2 separate regions of the Homo sapiens genome follow, and region 1 is linked to region 2. Evidence: read pairs that join two places in POLR2A ChIA-PET (ENCODE). Cell type or tissue: Panc1. All regions are shown on one strand. Links, peaks and the distances in the headings refer to the core of each region. The heading gives the core; the rest is flanking DNA. Region 1 has its middle 33 kb from the start of CKAP4. Region 2 holds the start of LOC124903007 (a long non-coding RNA gene).

The links. Peaks named below come from ENCODE experiments on the same cell type or tissue, not always from the same donor. Only the 100,000 strongest peaks of a DNase experiment are listed, where the experiment ranks them.
Region 1: POLR2A ChIA-PET joins it to region 2 with 16 read pairs; 3 of 35 experiments call an interaction of 5 or more read pairs at or near these places.

Annotation. Positions count from the first base shown.
Region 1 is chr12:106,209,960-106,220,700 of GRCh38, forward strand. No RefSeq gene overlaps it. Among named protein-coding and RNA genes, the nearest start is that of CKAP4, 33 kb to the right of the region's middle. RefSeq lists an enhancer at 2,202-2,702. In Panc1, for the core only: a CTCF peak has its summit at 3,437; no DNase peak of the experiment used is centred there; H3K27me3 peaks cover 232 bases.
Region 2 is chr12:106,120,689-106,131,429 of GRCh38, forward strand. The region is part of intron 1 of NUAK1 (NUAK family kinase 1); the gene reads right to left. It overlaps LOC124903007 (a long non-coding RNA gene), which reads left to right and starts at 3,030. Exons shown (of 2, transcript XR_007063442.1): 1 at 3,030-3,219; 2 at 3,825-4,042. RefSeq lists enhancers at 9,227-9,976, 9,977-10,726. In Panc1, for the core only: no CTCF peak of the experiment used is centred there; a DNase peak (open chromatin) is centred at 5,973; H3K4me3 peaks cover 508 bases; H3K27ac peaks cover 7,879 bases.

The DNA.
Region 1 (10,741 bases), core at 1,158-9,157, 89 kb after region 2:
CTGTTGATTTGGGGTGGAGAGTTCTGTAGATGTCTATAAGGTCCGCTTGGTCCAGAGCTGAGTTCAAGCCCTGAATATGCTTGTTAATTTTCTGTCTCATTGATCTGTCTAATATTGACAGTGGGGTGTTAAAGTCTCCCACTATTACTGTGTGGGAGTCTAAGTCTCTGCAGGTCTCTAAGAACTTGCTTTATGAATCTGGGTACTCTTGTATTGGGTGCATATGTATTTAGGATAGTTATCTCTTCTTGCTGTATTGATCCCTTTACCATTATGTAATGCCCTTGTCTCTTTTGATCTTTGTTGGTTTAAAGTCTGTTTTATCAGAGATTAGGATTGCGACTCCTGCTTTTTTTTTCTTTCCAATTGCTTGGCAAATATTCCTCCATCCCTTTATTTTGACCCTATGTGTGTCTCTGCACGTGAGATGGGTCTCCTGAATACTGATGGGGCTTCACTCTTTATCCGATTTGTCAGTCTGTGTCTTTTAATTGGGGCATTTAGCCCATTTACATTTAAGGTTAATATTGTTATGTGTGAATTTGATCCTGTCATTATGATGCTAGCTGGTTGTTTTGCCCATTAGTTAATGCGGTTTCTTCATAGTGTCGATGTTCTTTACAATTTGGTATGTTTTTGCAGTGGCTGGTATTGGTTGTTCCTTTCCATGTTTGGTGGTTCCTTCAAGAGCTCTCGTAAGGCAGGTCTGGTGGTGACAAAATCCCTCAGCATTTGCTTGTCTGTAAAGGATTTTATTTCTCCTTCGCTTATGAAGCTTAGTTTGGCTTGCTATGAAATTCTGGGTTGAAAATTCTTTTCTTTGAGAACGTTGAATATTGGCCCCCACTCTCTTCTGGCTTGCAAGGTTTCTGCAGAGAGATCCACTGTTAGTCTGATGGGCTTCCCTTTGTGGGTAACCTGACCTTCTCTTTGGCTGCCCTTAACACTTTTTCCTTCATTTCAACTTTGGTGAATCTGATGATTACGTGTCTTGGGGTTGCCCTTCTTGAGGAGTATCTTTGTGGTGTTCTCTGTATTTCCTGAATTTGAATGTTCGCCTGTCTTGCTAGGTCGGGGAAGTTCTCCTGGATAATATCCTGAAGAGTGTTTTCCAACTTGGTTCCATTTTCCCTGTCACTTTCAGGTACACCAATCAAATGTAGATTTGGTCTATTCACATAGTCCCATATTTCTTGGAGGCTTTGTTCATTCCTTTTTATTCTTTTTTCTCTAATCTTGTTTTCTCTATTTCATTAAGTTGATCATCAATCTCTGATATCCTTTCTTCCACTTGATTGATTCAGCTATTGATACTTGTGTATTCTTCACAAAGTTCTCATGCTGTGTTTGTCAACTCCATCAGGTCATTTTTGTTCTTCTCTACATCGGTTATTCTAGTTAGCAATTTAACTATCCTTTTTTCAAGGTTCTTAGCTTCCTTGCATTGGGTTAAAACATGCTCCTTTAGCTCCGAGGAGTTTGTTCTTACCCACCTGCTGAAGCCTACTTCTGTCAGTTCATCAAACTCATTCCCCATCCAGTTTTGTTCCCTTGCTGGTGAGGAGTTGTGATCGTTTGGAGGAGGACAGGTGTTCTGGTTTTGGGAATTTTCAGCCTTCTTGCGCTGGTGTTTCCCCATCTTTGTGGATTTCTCTACCTTTGGTCTTTGATGTTGGTGACCTTAGGATGGGGTATTTGAGTGGACTTGCTAATCCTTTCTGTTTGTTTCTTTTCCTTCTAACAGTCATGCCCCTCTGCTGCCAGTCTGCTGGAGTTTGCTGGAGGTCCACTCCTGGCCCTGTTTGCCTGAGTATCACCAGCGGAGGCTGCAGAGCAGCAAAGATTGCTGCCTGTTCTTTCCTCTGGAAGTTTCGACCCAGAGGGGCACCTGCCAGATGCCAATCAGAGCTCTCCTGTATGAGGTGTCTGTTGGCCCCTACTGTGAGGTGTCTCCCAGTCAGTATACACAGGGGTCAGGGACCCACTTGAGGAGGCAGACTGACCCTTGGCAGAGCTTGAACGCTGTGCTGGGAGGTCCACTGCTCCCTTCAGAGCTGTTAGGCAGGGATGTTTAAATCTGCTATAAGCCCCTGACTGGGGCTGCTGCCTTCTTTACAGCAATGCCCTGTCCAGACAGGAGAAATCTGGCTGGCTGGCCACAGCTGTCTTGCTGAGCTGCCGTGGGCTCTGCCCAGTTCGAACTTCCCAGCGGCTTTGTTTACACTGTGACCGTAAAACCACCTACTCAAGCCTCAGCAATGGCGCATGCCGCTCCCCCCACCAAGCTCAAAAGTCCCAGGTGGATCTCAGATTGCTTCTGTGCTGGCAGTGAGAATTTCAAGCCAGTGGATCTTAGTTTCCTGGGCTCCATGGGGGTGGGACCCACCGAGCCAGACCACTTGGCTCCCTTGCTTCAGTACCCCTTTCCAGGGGAGTGAACAGTTCTGTCTTACTGGCATTCCAGGTGCCACTGGGGCATGGAAAAAAAGAGCTCCTGCAGCTAGTTCGGTGTCTGCCCAATTGGCCACCCAGTTTTGTGCTTGAAACCCAGGGTCCTGGTGGGGTAGGCACCGGAGGGGAATCTCCTGATTTGTGGTTGTGAAGACCGTGGGACAAGTGCAGTATCTGTGCCAGAGATCCTCAGGCTCAGAGATCCTCAGGCTCAGACCCTCACGGCTTCCCTTGGGTAGGGGAGAAAATTCCCCGACCCTTTGCACTTCCCAGGTGAGGCAATGCCCCACCCTGCTTCAGCTCACCCTCCATGGGCTGCACCCACTGTCCAACCAGTCCCAGTGAAATGAAGCACGTACCTCAGTTGGAAATGCAGAAATCACCCACCTTCTGCGTCCATCTCACTGGGAGCTGCAGACCGGTGCTGTTCCTATTCAGCCATCTTGAATCCCCTCTGAATGTTATTGAATTAACTTAGCCTTGCAGGTAAATCAAAAGGAACAGTAGAATTTTCTCCTATCAGAAAAGTGTGTTATGAGTCCTCCCCCTTTACCACAGTCATGAAGAACGTGGGCTTTGACATCAGACAGACCTCATTTTGCACCCTGGTTTCACTGCTTTCTTGGGCAAATTATTTAATCTCCCTTAGTCTTGGTCTTCTTAGTTGTAAAAACGAGCTAAGAATTGCCCCCACTGTATTGTGTTCCGGGAATGATTCCGTGAAGTAAGGCCTTTTACCACTTAACCATAGTCTTTGCATAAAGCAAACTCAATATATGGTTTCTACAATTTTTCATTTGGTCCTTCCAACACCCTCTGGGCTTAGAATTTTATCTCATTGCTTCCTCTCCAAAAAGGCTATGATGTGCATTGCAAGAATCCCTCAAAAGTTCACCTTCAAATCCTAGTGCAGTGGAAAAACAGGGGGTCCTAAGCTAGGATTCAAATCCCATCTCAGCCACTGTCTTTTCCATTTAAAGCAAGTCCCCTCTGTTCTCACCACATGACTGAAAGAACTGCCTTTCAAAGAAGCCAATAGTAGACAAAATAATGGCCCTCTCACGCTGCAAGATGTACACATCCTGATCCCTGAAGCCTGTGAATATGTTGCCTTACATGGCAAAGAGGACTTTGCATGTGTGATTAAGTTAAAGTCTTGAGAAGGGGACATTATTCTGGGTTATCCAGGTGGGCCCAAGGGTCCAAGGATCCTCATGAGGGTCCTTAAAAGAGTCAGAAAGGGATTTTCAAAGAGAAAAGCAAAGTGTCAGAGGGACTCCAGGTTGATCTGAAGATACTGCACTGCCAGCTCTGAGGGGGGCCAAGGAATGCGGGTGACTCTAGGAGCTGGAAAACACAAGGAAACAGATTCTCCACTAGAGCCTCCAGAAGGAATGCAGCCCTACCAACGCCTTGATTTCAGCCCAGTGAGACGATCTTGAACTCTGACTTCCAGAACTGTGAGAGAATAAAATTTGTGTTGATGTAAGGCACTAAGTTTGTGATAATTAGTCACAGCAGCCAGAGGAAACTGATACAAGGCTGTTCTGTGAAAGGTCTTTAAAAGTCACTCTCAGCCGGGTGCGGTGGTTCACCCCTGTAATCCCAGCACTTTAGGAGGCCGAGGTGGGCAGATCTCAAGGTCAGGAGTTCCAGACCAGCCTTACCAACATAGTGAAACCCCATCTCTACTATAAATACAAAAATTAGCCAGGCGTGGCCGGGTGCGCGGCCTGTAATCCCAGCTACTCAGGGGGCTGAGGCAGGAGAATTGCTTGAAGCTGGGAGGCAGAGGTTGCAGTGAGCAGAGATCATGCCACTGCACTCCAGCCTGGGTGACAGAGCAAGACTCCGTCTCCAAAAAAAAAAAAAGTCACTCTCTGGCCGGGAGCAGTGGCTCACACCTGTAATCCCAGCACTTTGGGAGGCCGAGGCGGGCAAATGACTTGAGGTCAGGAGTTCGAGACCACGCTGGCTAACATAATGAAACCTCATCTTTACTAAAAATACAAAAATTAGCCAGGCATGGTGGTGGGCGCCCATAATCCCAGCTACATGGGAGGCTGACAGGCAGGAGAATTGCTTGAACCCAGGAGGCAGAGGTTGCAGTGAGCCAAGATCATGCCACTGCACTTTAGCCTGGGTAACAGAGACTCTGTCTCAAAAAAAAAAAAAGTCACACTCTGCCTGCTTGCTTTCTCTCTCTCTCTCTCACACACACACACACACCCCATAGCTACTGCTAACATTTAAGGTGAGTGACTCGGCAGGTCAGCTGGTAGTCCATGCTCTAGCAGAGGGGAGCAGTGTAAACCCAAGACTTCACTACCCAGAGGTCAAGGGTCCCTGAAACTTCATTAGACGAGACCCAGCTGTCACAGAAACTAAACTGGGAGCTTCCCATTCACAGCTCCCTGGGAGATCCAGAGCCTGGAGAAGGTCAAGGAATTTCCAATCTTTCCAACAAACACTTATTATGCTTTCCACCCTTACTCAGAACCAAAGATTTTGTCCCAACCAGATCCATCCTGGCAGAAACGCACCATCCGCAGGAATTTAGCACAGCCGTGGCTATTTTGCATCCAACATGAAGAATACTAAGGAAAAAAAAGCCAGCCTTCTTCCAGTGGTCGCTGACAGCATTTCGCTCCATCGTCTGTAATTACCCTGTGTTATTGTTGGTGTCTTGTGTTTTTTTCCCCCATAAACAATGCAATTTGCCTTTGCTTTCTGAGAAAGTTCCTTGGAGAAAGTGCAAAAAAAAATGTTTTTCGGGATCCCTCCCTGTTGTTTCAAACTGCTTGGCTCCAGATTTTTCTGCGGAAAAGTTCCATAAACATTCTACCATGCGGAGAGCTCTTGCCTGGCATGAGGAGCATTGATTTTGGCAGCCAGACGTGTAGCCAGGAGCACACCTGCTAAAGGTAGCCCTCTCCCGTGCTCTGCAAAAGCTGAGGTTAGGTGGGGAAGTGGGCCATTGCAGGTGGCCAGGGCAGAGATGGGAGCCAGGGGCTAAGGCTGGGGCTGGGGCAAAGCTTAATAGGACACACCTGTTGGAAACAGCATCACAAGGGAGCCCTCAAGTCAGCTGGGCACTTTTCAAGACCATGTGCTGTGAAAACGCAGCCCAAGATATAGTGATAATAAAAGGGGGAGAGACTTGTGCAAGGAGAAGGGAGGGTGGGTTGGTGGAAGCCAGTGGAGATGGAAAAAGAAGAATGGAGAGAAAGGAGAGGACAGGAGAGGAGGGGAGGGGAGGGGAGAGGAGGGGAGGTTGAGAAAGAAACTATTAGTGTTGGGGGTATACATATTATTGTTTAGAATTTATGGCTGGGAGAAAGATACACGCGCGCGCAGGCGCGCGCGCGCACACACACACACACACACACACACACCCCTTAAATGCTGACAAATCCTGAGAGATCAGTGTTGTGTGTAGCTCACTTCAGCTCAAGGTCTTCTCTTTTCTGGGACACTTAAGATGCGGGGGTCTCCCTCTTCCTAGCTCACCCTCCATGGCTGAGTCCCCCAGGCTCAGTGGAAAGACTGCTGGATTCAGGACAGTGAGGAGCTGCTCCCTAGCCTCTTGCTTTTTCTTTCCTTCTGCAGCCCCCTCCTAATGAACAGAGGCCCAGGCAAATGGTACCCTGGAGAAGTAAAACCCAAGTCCCAAGCAAGCCTCTAAGCACCAAAATGTGCCCACTGGAGTAGGCTAACCAGACCACATGGAGGAAGCTGCCAGACTGAGAGTGTTATATACCCCGCTAAGGGTCTGAGACCTCAGCTACATGGTAGGTGACAGGTAGCCAGGGAGAGATGCAGGAAAGGAACATGTTAGAATAATGAAGCTGGTAATCTTTGGCTGAGTGGATTAGAGACAGAGAAGAGGAAAAAGTGTGAAAAACAGGAGAATTTTGTGGTTTTTCTATAATGAAAGGAAAAGAATGACAAAAGGAAGGGTTAGAAGTAGTGGCTTTATGAAAACAGACTGATTGGCTTTATCTTTCTCATTTTCATGCTAGAAAACACAGAAAAGGATAGCAAAAATAAAAGTGATGCATAATCCTCCCATCAAGAAATATTTTTGTTAACAGCTTTCCTCAAGTACAACTGGCAGACAATAAAGGGCGTATGTTTCAGGTGTAGAATTTAGTCAGTTCTGACATATGTCTACACCCATGAAATCAGCACCACAATAATACAATGACCATGTCTGTCTCTCCCGAAAATTTTCTCCTACTCTCTTGGAATCCCTCCTTTCCACCCCTTTGCATTTTATCTTCCATGGTGGTTTATTAGCTATAACTTTGGTTTGCAATTTTGGTGGATTTTCTAGGGTTCATAACATACATCTTTTTTACTATTATACTTTAAGTTCTGGGGTACATGTGCAGAGCATGCAGGTTTGTTACAAAGGTATACACGTGCCATGATGGTTTGCTGCACCCATCAACCCGTCATCTACATTAGGTATTTCTCCTAGTGCTCTCCCTCCCCTTGCCCCCAACCCCCCGACAGGCCCTGGTGTGTGATGTATAACATACATCTTTAACTCACAGTCTACCTTCAAGTATATAATGCTGCTTCACATCTAAGAATTGTACAACTATCCTATTTTGCAATTCCTCCCTTTCTGTGTTCTCGTTCTCATATATTTTATTTCTATACATGTTATAAGCTCCACAATAGTTTGTTACTTTGTAAATTTAAAGTCAATTATAGTTTACAGAATTTAAATAATGAGAATTTTTACTCAACATAATTAACAATTCTGAGGCTCTTCATTCTCTTACATAGATTCAAATGTCTACCTAGTAGCATTTTGCTTCTGTCTGGAAGACTTCCTTTAATATTTCTTTTTCTTTTTCTTTCTTTTTTTTTTTTTTTTGAAGCAGGGTCTCACTCTATTGCCCAGGCTGGAGTACAGTGCTGTGATCATGGCTCACTACAGCCTCTACCTCCTGGGCTCAAGATCCTCCCACCTCAGCCTCCCAAGTAGCTGAGACCACAGGTGCATGCCACCATGCCTGAGTAATTTTTGTTTTTTTGTTTTGTTTTGTTTTGTTTTTAGAGATGGGGTTTCGCCATCTTGCTGAGGCTGGTCTTGAACTCCTGGGCTCAAGCCATCCTCCTGCCTTTGCATCCCAAAACACCGGGATTACAAGTGTGTGAGCCAGTACACCCAGCCTAATATTTCTTAGTACAAATTGGCTGGTGATATTAATAAATTCTTTCAGCTTTATTTTGCCTTCATTTTTGAAATGAGTTGACGGTTTTTCTGTCAATATTTTAGATATATTGCCCAATTTTCTTCTACCTTACATCATTTCCAACAAGATATCTGCCGTCTTCTCTTTGGTAGAAAATGTGTTTTTCTCCCTCTGGTTGCTTTTAATATTCTCTACTTGTGACCTGTTTTAAGCAATTGAATCATGATGTATCTTAGTGTAATTTTCTTCATGTTTCTTGGGATTAGCAAGCATCTTGGATCTGTGGGTTTATATCTTTCATCACATTTGAAAAATGTCTGCCATTATTTCTTCAAATATTTTCCTGCTCTCCCCTCTGCTTCAGAGATTCCAATTACATGTATATTTGGCTACTTGCAGTTTTGCCACAGCTCACTAATGCTGTTCGTTCTGGGTTTTTTTCAATGTTTCATTTCCAGTAATTTCCACTGTTATGTCTTCAAGTTTATTAATCTTTTTTCTCAAATGTTTAACCTGCCATTAGTACCATCTTGAACATCATTGTTTTCACCTCTAGAAGTTTGACTTGGGTCATTTTTATAACTTCCATATCTCTACTTACCATGTTCAATATTTCCTCTAGCTTCTAGAACACATGGAATACATTTATAATAATTATTTTAACATCCTTGCCTATAGCTCTTAACATCTGTGTCACTCCTAGGTCAGTTCTAATTGATTGAATTTTCTCTTCATTATGGGTTGCATTTTGCTGATGTTTTGCATCAGCCTAACATTGTGAAATTTACCTTTTTGGGTAAAATTTTGTACAGTTTTTGTATTATTATAAATATTCTCGAACTTTGTTCTTGGACAGTGTGAAGTTACCCGGAGACAGTATGATGTTTTCAAGTCTTGCTGTTAAACTTTATTGAGCAGGACCAGAGCAGTTTTGTTTGAGGCTAATTTTCCCTACATCTGAGTCCTCTGCCTAATGTACTGTGAAGTATGAGGTTTTGAGGTTTTCACTTTTACTGGTGGGAACAGAATCCTAACCCTATGTGAGCTCTGAGAATTATGGCCTTTCGTTCTTTGTTTGTTTGTTTGTTTGTTTTTGAGATAGAGTTTCACTCTATCACCCAGGCTGGAGTGCAGCAGTGCGATCTTGGCTCACTGCAACCTCTGCCTCCCGCATTCAGGTGATTCTCTTGCCTCAGCCTCTCGAGTAGCTGGGATTACAGGTGCATGCCATCATGCCTGGCTAATTTTTGTATTTTTAGTAGAGACAGGGTCTCACCATGTTGGCCAGGCTGGTCTTGAACTCCTCACTTCAAGTGATCTGCCCACCTCAGCCTCCCAAAGTGCTGGGATTACAGGCGTGAGCCACTGCGCCCAGACTCTCATCCTTTTAAGTCATTCTTTCTCCAGCCTTGGATAGTTTTCTAAAACACATGTGCTGATGGGTACTCTATTGAAGATTGGAGGGAGACCATCTGCAGATCTCAGAGTTCTATCTCCTCTGCAGTTCTCTGTCCTGTAACCTCTAGCCATGTTGGCCTCACCAGGCTCCTGGCTTTGCCTCTTCAACTCAGGGAGACTGCCAGAATCCACCTGGGATCTCCCTCCCTGCACCACAGCCTGGGTTGCCCAACTCTCCTCAGTTGGGCAACATATTCCTCTCCAGGCAACAAGCTAGGGCAGCTATAGCACTCATTTCATTTGCTTCTCTTCTCTCAAAGATCGCTGTCCTTCATTGCCTAGTGATCAGTATCTTGAGAATCATTGTTTCATATATTTGATCCAATTTCTTACTTTTTTCAGAAGAGTGGGTAAATCCCCTGCTGTTATTCCACCTTGGCCAGAAGTAGAAGTCAAAATATGAGTTTTTCATTTATTTTCTTAGGGAATTTTCTGGCATACACTCGTCTGTGTTACATATATATAATGTATATATATGTATATATACACACACAAATCTTTACTGGGTGCTTGCTATGTGCAAGGCACTATAGTAGTGCTGGGGATAGAGCTCTCATCAAGACAGACACAACTTACAGCCTAGTAGATGAACTAGGCAAACACGTAACTATATAATTACCACAGTTCATCAAATCTAAGATGCCATTGCTCATAAATTGCACCATTAGTTTATATGCCACTAAAAAAAACACTACCAATGATACTTCTGAGATGCCTTCAATTATAAGATGCATCCCAACTTCAGAGATGTTAGGTGTTTAGAAACATATACACATATCAGAAAGTCAAGGAAATATAGTAATAATTAATTGCAATTTTGATGAGAGCTGAGATAGAGAAATCCAGAATGCCAGCAGGCCACGTATTAGAAAAACCTGACTTAGCCTGGAGAGGCAAGGAAGCCTTATTCACATGCAGCATTTCAGCTGAGATCAAAAAGATGACCTGGTGTTAGCCAAGTGAAGGTGGGTAATAGGAAGGGCATTCTAGGCAGAGGGACTAGGTTGTGCCAAGATGCCAAGGTGGTAAGCAGTTTTGCATTGGTGGGGAACTGAAAGTGCTTCTAGTGAAAACTGAGGGACTGCAATGTGATTTTTAACTTTACCGTCAGAGCAACACAAGCCAGACTGTAAACAAAGGAATGATACACAGTCGTGTATCACTTAACAATGGAGACAAATCCTGAGAAATGTGATGTGTGGTTAGGTGATTTTGTCATTGTGAGAATATCACAGAGTTCATACACAAACCTAGACAGCATAGCCTACTACACACCCAGGCTATATGTTATGGCCCATTGCTCCTAGACTGCAACCTATACAGCATGGGACTGTCCTGAATACTGTAGGCAATTGTAACAGAATGGGAAGTATTTCTGTATCAACATATGTAAACATAGAAAAGGGACAGTAAAAATATGGTATTATAATCCTGCAGGATCAACATCGTATATGCAGTTCATCACAGACTGAAATGTCATTAAGTGGCAAATGACCGTAAGTAAATTTGTCCTGTTGAAACATCACTCCGGCTTCTGTGTGACGGGTGGACTGGGAGAAGCACAGACACTGGTTAAGAGGCAATTACGAGAGTCTGGGAAAGACAGAATGATGGTTTGGACA
Region 2 (10,741 bases), core at 1,030-9,029:
CTACAACTGGGGCCTAAAAAGCAAACAAGCCAGCTGCTGATTTACAGGCAGCCTATGACGCAAGATAGCAAGAGGTCTCGGCCCAGGTCCAGTGCAATGGCTTCGGACACACCGGTCCCACAGGGGCGAGGATGGAGGAGGGGGCTCACCTTCCTGTAAGCAAGGTCCCATCTTGACCAGGCATGGATGGGGCCACCTTCAGGAGAGCAGACCCTTGAACTTCTGCTGTCAGCATGCTCTAGCCAGTGGCTCTCAGCCCTAGCAGTGCATTACAGTGACCTACGGGTCTGTTTAAAAATACTGATACCTGAGTTCCTTCCCCAGGCAGCCTCCTTTAGTTAGCCTGGGGTAAAGTCCAGACATCAGTGTTTTGAAAAGATCCCAGGTGATTCTCATGCTCAGCCAGGCCTGAGAACTAGCCACATAGCGGAAAGAACCCACAGCGGGGTCAGGCAGACCCGAGCTTTTAACTCCAATGCTCTCTTGCTTTCTTGAGCAGATCAGCCCTTCTGTCTGAGCATCGGTTTCTTTAACCCTAAAGTGAGGACGATCATCACTCCCCGTCACAGAGTTGCTGTGAAGACGGTACAAGATAATGTATGTAAACTGCATCACTTAGTGTATCTTGCAGAAGGCACACACAAGGTGGTTTCTAAATGTTAACCCCTCCTCATTTCACGCTTCTCTTTTCAAGGTTCTCCCACGTGGGTCAGGAGTTCGAAGCAGCTCTCAGTTCTAAGGGGTCTCCTGTCTTTCTAAGTGGTTAAAAAAGGGTGGGAGGCTGGGCGTGGTAGCCCACACCTGTAATCCCAGCACTTTGGGAGGCCAAGGCCAGCAGATCACTTGAGGCCAAGCATTCAAGACCACCCTGGCCAACAAGGCAAAACCCCATCTCTACTAAAAATACAAAAATTAGCTGGGCATGGTGGCGGGTGCCTGCAATCCCAGCTACTTGGGTGGCTGAGGCACTGGAAGCACTTGAACTCAGGAGGCAGAGGTTACAGTGTGCCGAGACTGTGCCACCACATTCCAGCCTGGGGTACAGAGCGAGACCCTGTCTCGGGAAAAAAAAAGGTGGGGGGGTGTGGGGAGGGAGGAACATCCCTCCTGAAAAGCAGGTATGAACAAGAGTGCTGACAGAACGGGTTGGTGGATCCCTACACACACAAAACACACACACATGCACACACCCCTACTGGGTGAAACAGCAAAACTATGTAAAAACTGAGTCACAAGTAGCAAAAGTGAGGAAAACCCAATCTTAAAGATTTTCTTTGCTTTTCTCATCTAGAAGAAAACCTATCTTGTGTGCGACACTTTCTCAGAAACTCTTTGCCTGTGCCTCTGTCTCCTCCATTAGACCAAGTGCAAGTCTTATGCCTGGGTGTACTACACAGGGCTGGTGCACAGTAGGCCCAAGGGAATGTCCATTGAACAGTTAAGCTCCTTGGGGGCAGGGGTGGATATTTGTAGACCAACAGTGCTCATAACATCCACACGTGGTAATCCCCTAAACAGGCATTTCATAAGTATACTGGAACTTTGATTCCAAGCAACTAGCAGAAAAGGATAAAAAGGCACACTGGGCATTCAGGAGGCAGCTGCCCCAAGTCCAGTGGCCATGAGCGGCAGTATCACAGCAGTTCAGGATTTTCAGATCTTACAAGGAGTGTAAACATGGGCAAGTGACTTAGTTTTCTGTGCCTGTTTATCCGCCTGAAAAATGGGGATGATAATGGTGTTCACCTCTTAGGGTTACCATGGGGATGAATTCAGGTCAGTGACTGACATGCTTAGACTATCGCCTGGCATGTAATTGCTGCTATGTAATTGTTTGCCATTATTATTACTCCATGATTGGATAACAAGAAAAGAAACCTCAAGTTTCAGGCCCAAATAGGAGCCCTCCATTTATCACAAGAGAAGGTATAGACGAGAGAAAATGGTGTGGTGTATCCCCAAATGAATACAGCAACTAGCTTCCCATTGTCCAGAGCTGTGTTCTCAAAATAAAGACCATGGACTTCCCCCATCACATTCACTTGAGTTGCTTGGTTAAAATGCAGAAGATACTCGGGTGTCCCCAAGTCCCACTCCAACCCTGTTGAATCAGAATCAGACTCTCTGAGGTCAGTGCCAAGGATGGTATATTTTAACAGGTGCACCTAGGAGATTCCCACATCCCTGAAAATTTAAGAGCCACTGGACTGAATAAGCTCCTCACCCAGAGGATCTGTTTGTTTGCTCATCACTATATACCCAGAGCCTCGCATAACGCCCAACCTGTAGTCCATGCTCGACAAATATCAGATGAATCCATTACATGGTTTCACCTCTAGAAGTATTTGTTCCATTTGTTTGAAGACTCACTATGTGTTAGGCTCATGCAAAGCAATGCTGATTCAGGCAATTTCATTCATTCTGAAAATCGTTACTGGGTGCTTAGTGCATACCAGGAACTGTTCTAGACACCGGAGATACAAAAAATGTGATGAACGAGGTTGCTCAGAGACATAATACTTTATAGATCATAATGTGTGCTATGGAGCTAATAAAGCAAGGTAAGGGGCCAAGTGTGTGCCATGTCCTCATTCAACCTAGTGTCTAGAGCAGCACTAGTCCTGCCCAGCAGAACTTTCTATGATAGTGGAAATGATCTATTCTGCAACATCCCATGATAGCCACTAGCCACATGGGGCTACTGGGCACTTGAAATGTGGCTGGTGCCACCGAGGGACTGAATGTTTTATTTAATTATAATTAATTTTAACTTTAATAGCCATATGTGCCCATATTAGACAGTGCAGGTCGAGAGGCAAAGAGGCAGATATGTGAGCTGGAAATTACAACAAAAGGCAACATGAGCTATGAGGAGGGGAAGACAGAGCACCATGTGCTATATCAAATGCCTCTCACCCAATTACCAGATGCCCTAATGTTCTCTGGCTCTGGGAATTGAAAGAACAAGGTCAGGTACGAGGCATTGTGCTTGGGCTGGAATTTTTATAGCCCATGATCAGTTGAAAATGGTATGCAGCCCGGCCAAGCCCCAGAGACTGCAGCTCAGGATCACACCACCATCTGCAAAGCCAGGCCACAGCTGCCAAAGAGATCTCTTTCCTCCCCGTCATTCTGCTGATGGTCATTTTGTCCTTGGCTACAACGTCCCACTGGGCCCGAGACACTGCAAGGATTTTATGAGATTTCTTTGCTTCAAGCGTAAGTACGAGTACAAGCCTCCTAAATTCCACCGGAAAATTGGTGGCTAATCCAAACATTTCATAAAATTAGAACTCATTGTGGGGCTGAATGGAATTCAGACTGTGCCGCCACCAGAGAAATGCAAAATATTCGTTATAATTTTTTCCTTCATGAGCTGTTTTAAGAAGCAAGTGCTTTTTCTGCTTGAAGCAAAGGGGTTGGGGGAAAGGAAGAGTTTTTGTTTTTGTTTTGTTTTCTCTGCGGTTTGCAAAAAGCATCACCAGATGAAAAAGTAAGGAATCCTGCCTGATTCCCTAATCCCTCAACTAGCAGGAATAATAATAAACCATCCCAATCTCAACTGTTCTTGCCTTTATAAAGACAGTATTTTTCCTGGAAAATGGGATTTTTTCCTGGAAAATTTGATTTTTGCTCCTTAATTTTTTCTTAGGCTTCAGCCCTAGAATTTTTATATCCTGGGATCTCATTAGCAGAGGAGATATTGCAATCATTCATGCATGCATGCACATCAGCAATATTAACTTGCCAAGCACTGTTCTAGGCACTTGGGGTACATCAGTAGGCAAAACTGATGAAAACCCCTGCCCTGGCTTGCCTTTTAGTAGGGGAAGGCAAACAGAAGAGAATTCAGCAACTGCCACTTTGAAACAATTTTGGGGCAAGACATGAAGATTCACAAAATGCAGTTTCTAGAAGCGGCTGGAATGTAAGCTGCAAGGAAGGGAGCAGAAACGTCATCTGTCTCACCATGGCTGTCTCCCTACCATCCAGAGTGGTATCTCACACAGAAAATGCAATCAATAAATATCTGTTAAATGGCCAGGTGTGGTGGCTCATGACTGTAACCCCAGCACTACAGGAGGCTGAGGCAGGTGGATCGCCTGAGGTTAGGAGTTTGAGACCAGCCTGTGCCCCGTCTCTACTAAAAATACAAAAATCAGCTAGGCATGGTGGTGCACACCTGTAGTCCCAGCTACTCGGGAGGTTGAGGCAGGAGAATCACTTGAACCCGGGAGGTGGAGGTTGCAATGAGCCGAGATCACGCCACTGCACTCCAGCCTGGGCGACAGAGCCAGACTCCATCTCAATAAATAAATAAATAAATAAATAAATAAATAAATAAATATCTGTTGAATGGATAATAAATTTTAAAACAAAAATCTGGCCCAGAGCGCTCATCTTACAGATAAGTTAGCTGAAGCCATGGAGGGGCATGTCTTGCCCAAGGTCACACAGCTTAAGTTGTGGCAGTGATGGAACCAGCAGCCAAGTCTCCCAACATACCTAGACTCATAACACTCCACAGCCATTTGACAAATATTTCTTGCATTCTGACTGTGTGCCAGGCACTGAACTAGGCACTGGGAGCATATAAATGAGTAAGACATAGAACGACTGGGATCATGAAATTAAGTTCTTCATATTGCTATTTTCCCAAGCACGGAGGCAACTTCTCTGTGCTTTAAGTCCGGCTCCAACAGTGGTTGTAATCATGAACCCTGAAGTCAGACGGTCCAGCCCTACATCCTGTGATCCTGGCTCTGTGACTTTGGGCAAGTCATTGGACTTCCTCTAAGCCTCTGCCTCCTCATCTATGAAATGAATGTGATAATAATACAGGTTCAAAGGCGAAAAAGCACGTAAATAGTTAGAATAGTGCCTGGCACACACTGATCACTCAATGATTCCTGCTATGAGGGTTGTTAAGGGAAAAATGCTCCCTCTGCTCTGGACCTTCCTACACAACCAAATAAGTGGAGATTTCCACTTCATTTTTCTCCTCTCCAGGATCTCTACTACCTGCTTCACGCCCACACACTCATTCATTTCCTCCCTCAGTGTTCCATTTGGTCCTGCCTGAAAAACAGATACCCACTAACCATGAGGATGATGAAAAATGAGGTTCTTCCCAGAGCAGCAAGCACATCACTGCCCTGTCTTTCCAGGCAAACACGTTCACGGCTGGGCTTTGAGCTCACCAGAGACACAGACCATTAGTCTCCCCCCTGCATGCCTTCTGCTAATGGAAGAAAGAGTTCACTATCAAATCTACTAAGAATCACACAAGGTAATTATCTTGCCTCAAGGACCACTGAGAGCTTCTAAGGTTTGCTGGCATCTGTCTTAATTGATACTGAGAAAGCCAAGGCTGCCTAACGGATGTGTTTGATAGAAAGTAATAAAATTCTGAGAGATTAAAGAAGAAAAATAAATACAACAAGAAATCAGTCTCCTTAAAAGGACCAGCAAGGAGGGATAAATGTGGACCACAAAGACTGAAGATCTTCAAATGTCAGGGTTAGATGCACATTCTAGAATCAAGAGGTGGGTGAACTCAACGGGGCAATATCTTACTCCCTGTTGCCTCCCCCAGTGCCTAGCACAGTGCTATTTGAATAAATATTTTTAAACCAGCTACCTGGGAGAGGCAGAAGGGAACACCTGCCACAAGAAAAAATGACAGAGATATTTCTACTCTTTCTTGGGAAGCAGTCTAGGCTCATAATTTCGAGCTCAGACAGACATGGGTTGTATTCCTGCCATCATCCCCAAGTTACAAACAGTGGGGCCCTGGGCCTCAGTTACCTCTGGGCAAAGTCAGGTGACAGCATCTATCTCATAGAATGGTTCTAAGAATTCAGTGAGATGACACAGGCAAATTACTCAGCACAGAGCCTGGCAAAGTGCTCAGTAAAGGTTAGCTTTATTTGTTCATCTTCAAGGATGAAATAGTAGTAAACATATGAGTCAATTCTTCCCTCTAAGTGAGACTGCAAAAACAGCCCTTCCCCTGGGGACAGGGCTCTCTTAAGTCTTTTCCTCATCCCTGGAATCTTGCCTCTAGCCTACCTGTCATCCAGGATCAAGAAGCCAAGCTCTCCTGGGTGCTCAATGTGCCCAATCACTGCTAAAGCCTTGGGAAGAATAAGTGGTGTCCACAGGGAGATCCTGAGAGCAGAGGCAGCCAGGAGCCTCTGGCCTCACTGGGACCAAAAGCAAAGCCCCTTTAAAGTCTAAGCATCTAAGGAATGAGCAAAGATTCCTCTGAGCTGCCCAGCAGAACATGAGCTTACCCTCCTCTGAATCACAAATAATAACAAATAACACTGCTTGACAAGTGGCTTCATGTCAGGCACTGTTCTCAGAGTGTGTGTGGTCCATGAGTCCTTGTGACAACCTAGGAGTTAAGTTCTATTACCAACCCATTTTACAGATGAGAAAACTGAGAGGTTCTTTGAGGATGAGCATTTTCTTTTTATTTTCTTTTATTTGAGACAAGTTCTTGCTCTGTTGCCCAGGCTGGAGTGCAGTGGTGTGATCGTAGATCACTGTGGCCTCCAACTCCTGGGCTCAAGCAATCCTCCCATCTTGGCCCCCCAAGTAGCCAGGACTACAGACGCAGGCCACTATGCCCAGCTAACTTTTCAATTTTTTTGTAGAGATGAGGGAGTCTCACTGTGTTGACCAGGCTGATCTAGAGCTCCTGGCCTCAAGTGATCCCCCTGCCTCCCAAAGTGTAGGATTACAGGCAGAAGCAACCACACCCAGCATGGGTGAACATTTTCTGTCTCACATAGAGTCTAGTTCAGAAGCCACCTCATACACGTGTTTCAGAAAGCCTTGGCTGCCTTGAGCTGAATAGAATGTATTTGCATCCCACAGAACCAGAGAGCAGGGAAGGCGAGCAGACCTCCCTAAACATAGGCTGACAGTCTACACAGGGAGACTCTCCGTACACTTGCAAAGTGTGTATGAGAATTGAAGATACTTCCTGCTTTCCCCAGCAAGGAGCCCTTCTGCCAAAAAACAAGCAATAGGAAATGCAGCCTTTCAGTGAATCCTAGGATTCTCTTCCTACGAGCTGGAAGGGACCCTTAAGGACATTTTTGTCTCAGGCCCTCAATTTACAAGTGAAGCAAGTGTGCTCGACACAGCAGCACCTACTGTGTGCAATGCCCCGTGCCCAGGCTGCTGCAGGGACAGACAGGACCAAGACCCCATCCTGCCTTTCCAAAGAGGCCTCCTTCCAAAACTTAGATTTATGGACCATTCACTGTGGGCGACACACTTTTCTAAGAACTCGACATACAATTTGTTAACACTGCAACTCCCATTTCACAGACGAAGAAACCGAGTCACAGTTGATTATCTCAAGGTTACATTGGAGGTTCATGTTCTTTCAAACCCAGGAAGCCTAGCTCCAAATTCTCTCTTTTCTTTTTCTTTTTTTTTTTTTTTGACACAGAGACTCGTTCTGTTGCCTAGGCTGGAGTGCAATTGTGCAATCTTCTCTCACTGCAACCTCCGCCTCCCGGGTTCAAGCGATTCTCCTGCCTCAGCCTACTGAGTAGTTGGGATTACTGGTGTGCGCCACTGTGCCCAGCCAATTTTGTATTTTTAGTAGAGACAGGGTTTTGCCATGTTGTTCAGGCTGGTCTTGAACTCCTAACCTCAAATAATCCACCCACCTCGGCCTCTCAAAGTGCTGGGATTTACAGGAATGAGCCACCACTCCCGCTTCCCTTTTTGATGTATAGATTGGACGGTCCACTTCCCTTCCATGATCCTGTAGAAGACTGGGACATGAGTGACCTCTGGCAGTTGGGGTGAACCACTCGTGAGCTGAGCCCAGTTCATAGTGAAATGGCAGCAGCCAGCAAGGCTTCGTTTGAACCTGCTGCAATCAAGCACCTTTGTGGCCCGTGAGCCTGACACAGACAAAAGTGAATGGGGTCCCGCTGGAGATAACTAAGAGAAGCAGCTGCTACCTTTTTTAAACAGGGAAATTGCCCTTCAGCCAAACAGACGAAAGTTGAGCCCTAAGCCACTCACCATTCCCCGCCCTTCCAGGGAAGGAGCTAACACCTACCACAGCCTCCACTTAGCGCCTTCCCCCTGGAGATCTCCATATCTCTAATAAAAGTAAGGGAAGTGGAATTCTTTTCTCAAATTTAAAAGGCAAATCATGATGGTGTTTTTTCAAGACATACATTAACTCCGCACCCCAGCCGGTTTGCAATACTTAAAGTACTTGATTTACAACCCAGAAAAAAATGTTTTGAAAACCTTGCAGATGCATTTTGCATCTAAACCTTGCACACTCTGCAGAGCTGATTACCTGGGCTTCTCAGATGGAGGGCTGGACTCTGAACGAAGCCAGGCCAGTGTGAGAGCAGCCTGAGGAGGCTGCTGAGCTCTGAAAAACTACCCGCCTGGAGCAGCCTCCAAGAGTGGGAAATGGGTTTGGGATGGGCTTGAGCCACCTCTCCAGCTGCTGTCACTGAGAAGCACCTGGCAATGCTGTGCATACAATGCTAAGGGGAAGCGTGACCCAGAGAAGGAGGAGGATGGAGCCCCAGGGCCTTCCCTGCTGACTCCCGCCTTCACAGACCTCTCCCTTCTCAGGATTGCTGGTGCTTCTTCCCGCAATTGTTCATTCAATCATTCATTCATTCTTACTGAGCACCCACTAGATGCCTAGCACTGGGCTACAGGCTGGGCTGCAGTGACGAGTGAGACAGACAGCAGCCCTGCTGCCTTTCTAATAGACAAGGAAGAATGGAGCCTACAAATAGTCCAACACACACTCTCCATGTGCTCACAAGGACACGAGACACGGGGCTGAAACAAAGAAGTAAGGAAGTGGTGGTCTGAAGACCCATGCATGAGCCTTGAAGGACATGGTAAATTCAGACTTTGGGTCCCATGCAACCATGGGAGGATTTTAAGCATGGAGAGCCATGAGCCAAGATAAGAAGGTCACTGGGTACTCCACCCTAGTACTTCTCCCTGAAACAGTAATATTACCTCTAGTTTTCAAGAGCCTACTATGCACCAGGCTCTGTGCTGGAAGCTTCCAAATCCTATTTCTGATGGCAATCTCACTTGGTAGGATATTTTGCACTTGGTAGGATACTTCATAGCTGCATTTTCCAGATGAGTAAACAGAAGCCAGAGAAAATGAGCAGCTTGCCTGGGACCATCTAGCTCCTGGGTAGCAGGACAGAATTTGAACCCAAGTCTGTCTGATTCGACAGCTGGGATTTCTTCCTCCACACCTCATTCCTTTTTTTTTTCTCTCTCTCTGTGAGACGGAGTCTGCCTCCGTCACCCAGACTGGAGTGCAGTGGCGCGATCCTGACTCACTGCAACCTCCGCCTCACAGGTTCAAGCGATTCTCCTGCCTCAGCCTCCCGAGTAGCTGGGATTACAGGCATGCGCCACCACGCCTGGCTAATTTTTGTACTTTTAGTAGAGACGGGGTTTCACCATGTTGGCCAGGCTGGTCTCAAACTCCCAACCTCCGGTGATCCACCCACTTCGGCCTCCCCAAGTCCTGGGACTGCAGGCGTGAACCACCGTGCCCAGCCTCGACACCTCATTTCTATACTCAGATTATTGCATTGTTCTCAGATTATTCCAGATGTCTGAATCTAATAGCCCCAACTAAATTCTAGGTATCTCAATGGCAGGACTTGTAATATCCTCCTCTGAAAGTCCCTATGGTGCTGGACACATTGTTAAGCACACATTAAATACATCTATCTGGTTTATTGCTAGATTGAAAAGAAGAGCAGGTGTGTTGAGCCCCAATGTGGGGATGTTAGGTCTTTCTTATGGGGAAGCTTCAGCCACAGAGTATTGACAAGTGGTAGCTAAGAGGAAGAAGAAAGCAAGCTACCACCAGGGCTGCCAAGCAGGGATGTGCAGATCATACATGCACAAGGCACCAGCCGATGGGCAGGTGAATGGGCCCCAGCCCGCGTCGTTCTCACAGAGCCGCTAGTAGGAGAGGGGCTGCTTCTGGCCAGGACAGAAGCCTTTTCATATGTATCCACCTGGAGGAGGCCTTTTTTTAATTTGCACAAAGGTGCCTTGTAGAGTAGCAATCGCCCTGGCTGCATCTATTGTGTACCTACTGTGTGCCAGGCACCAGGCAAAAGGCTTAGCTATGTCACCTCGGTGCTTCCTCTCAACAATCCATAAAAGAAGAACTATTGTGAGCCCTAGCAAAGAACCCAGAGGTTAAAAATTAGTCACTAGCCCAAGGTCACACAGCTCTCAAGGGGTGGGCTGGCATACAGACACAGGCAGCCTGGCCCTGGGGCTCTCTATGTTGACCATGGTTGGCAGGAGATTGTCTTCGCTTCTTTCACAAAATGAGCATGAGATTTCTGTGGAACCAGAGGTTGGAATCTTAGAGGCCTGAGAGATAGAGGCTTCCACCCCTTTCCCACTCTCCACCCTGAGCCCCCCCCTTTTTAAGTTATTACCAGCTTTATTGAGATGTAATTCACATATCATATAATTCACCCATTTAAAGTGCACAATTCAGGGGTTTTTAGTATATTCGGAGGGGTGCAACCATCATCACAATTTTAGAACATTTTCAGCACCCCCCAGAAAACTCCACACCCATTAGCAGCTACTCCCAATTTACTCCCAACCCCACCCGCAGGCCCACTCATCTACGCTGTCTCTATGGATTTGTCTCTTGTGGACATTACATACAAATGGA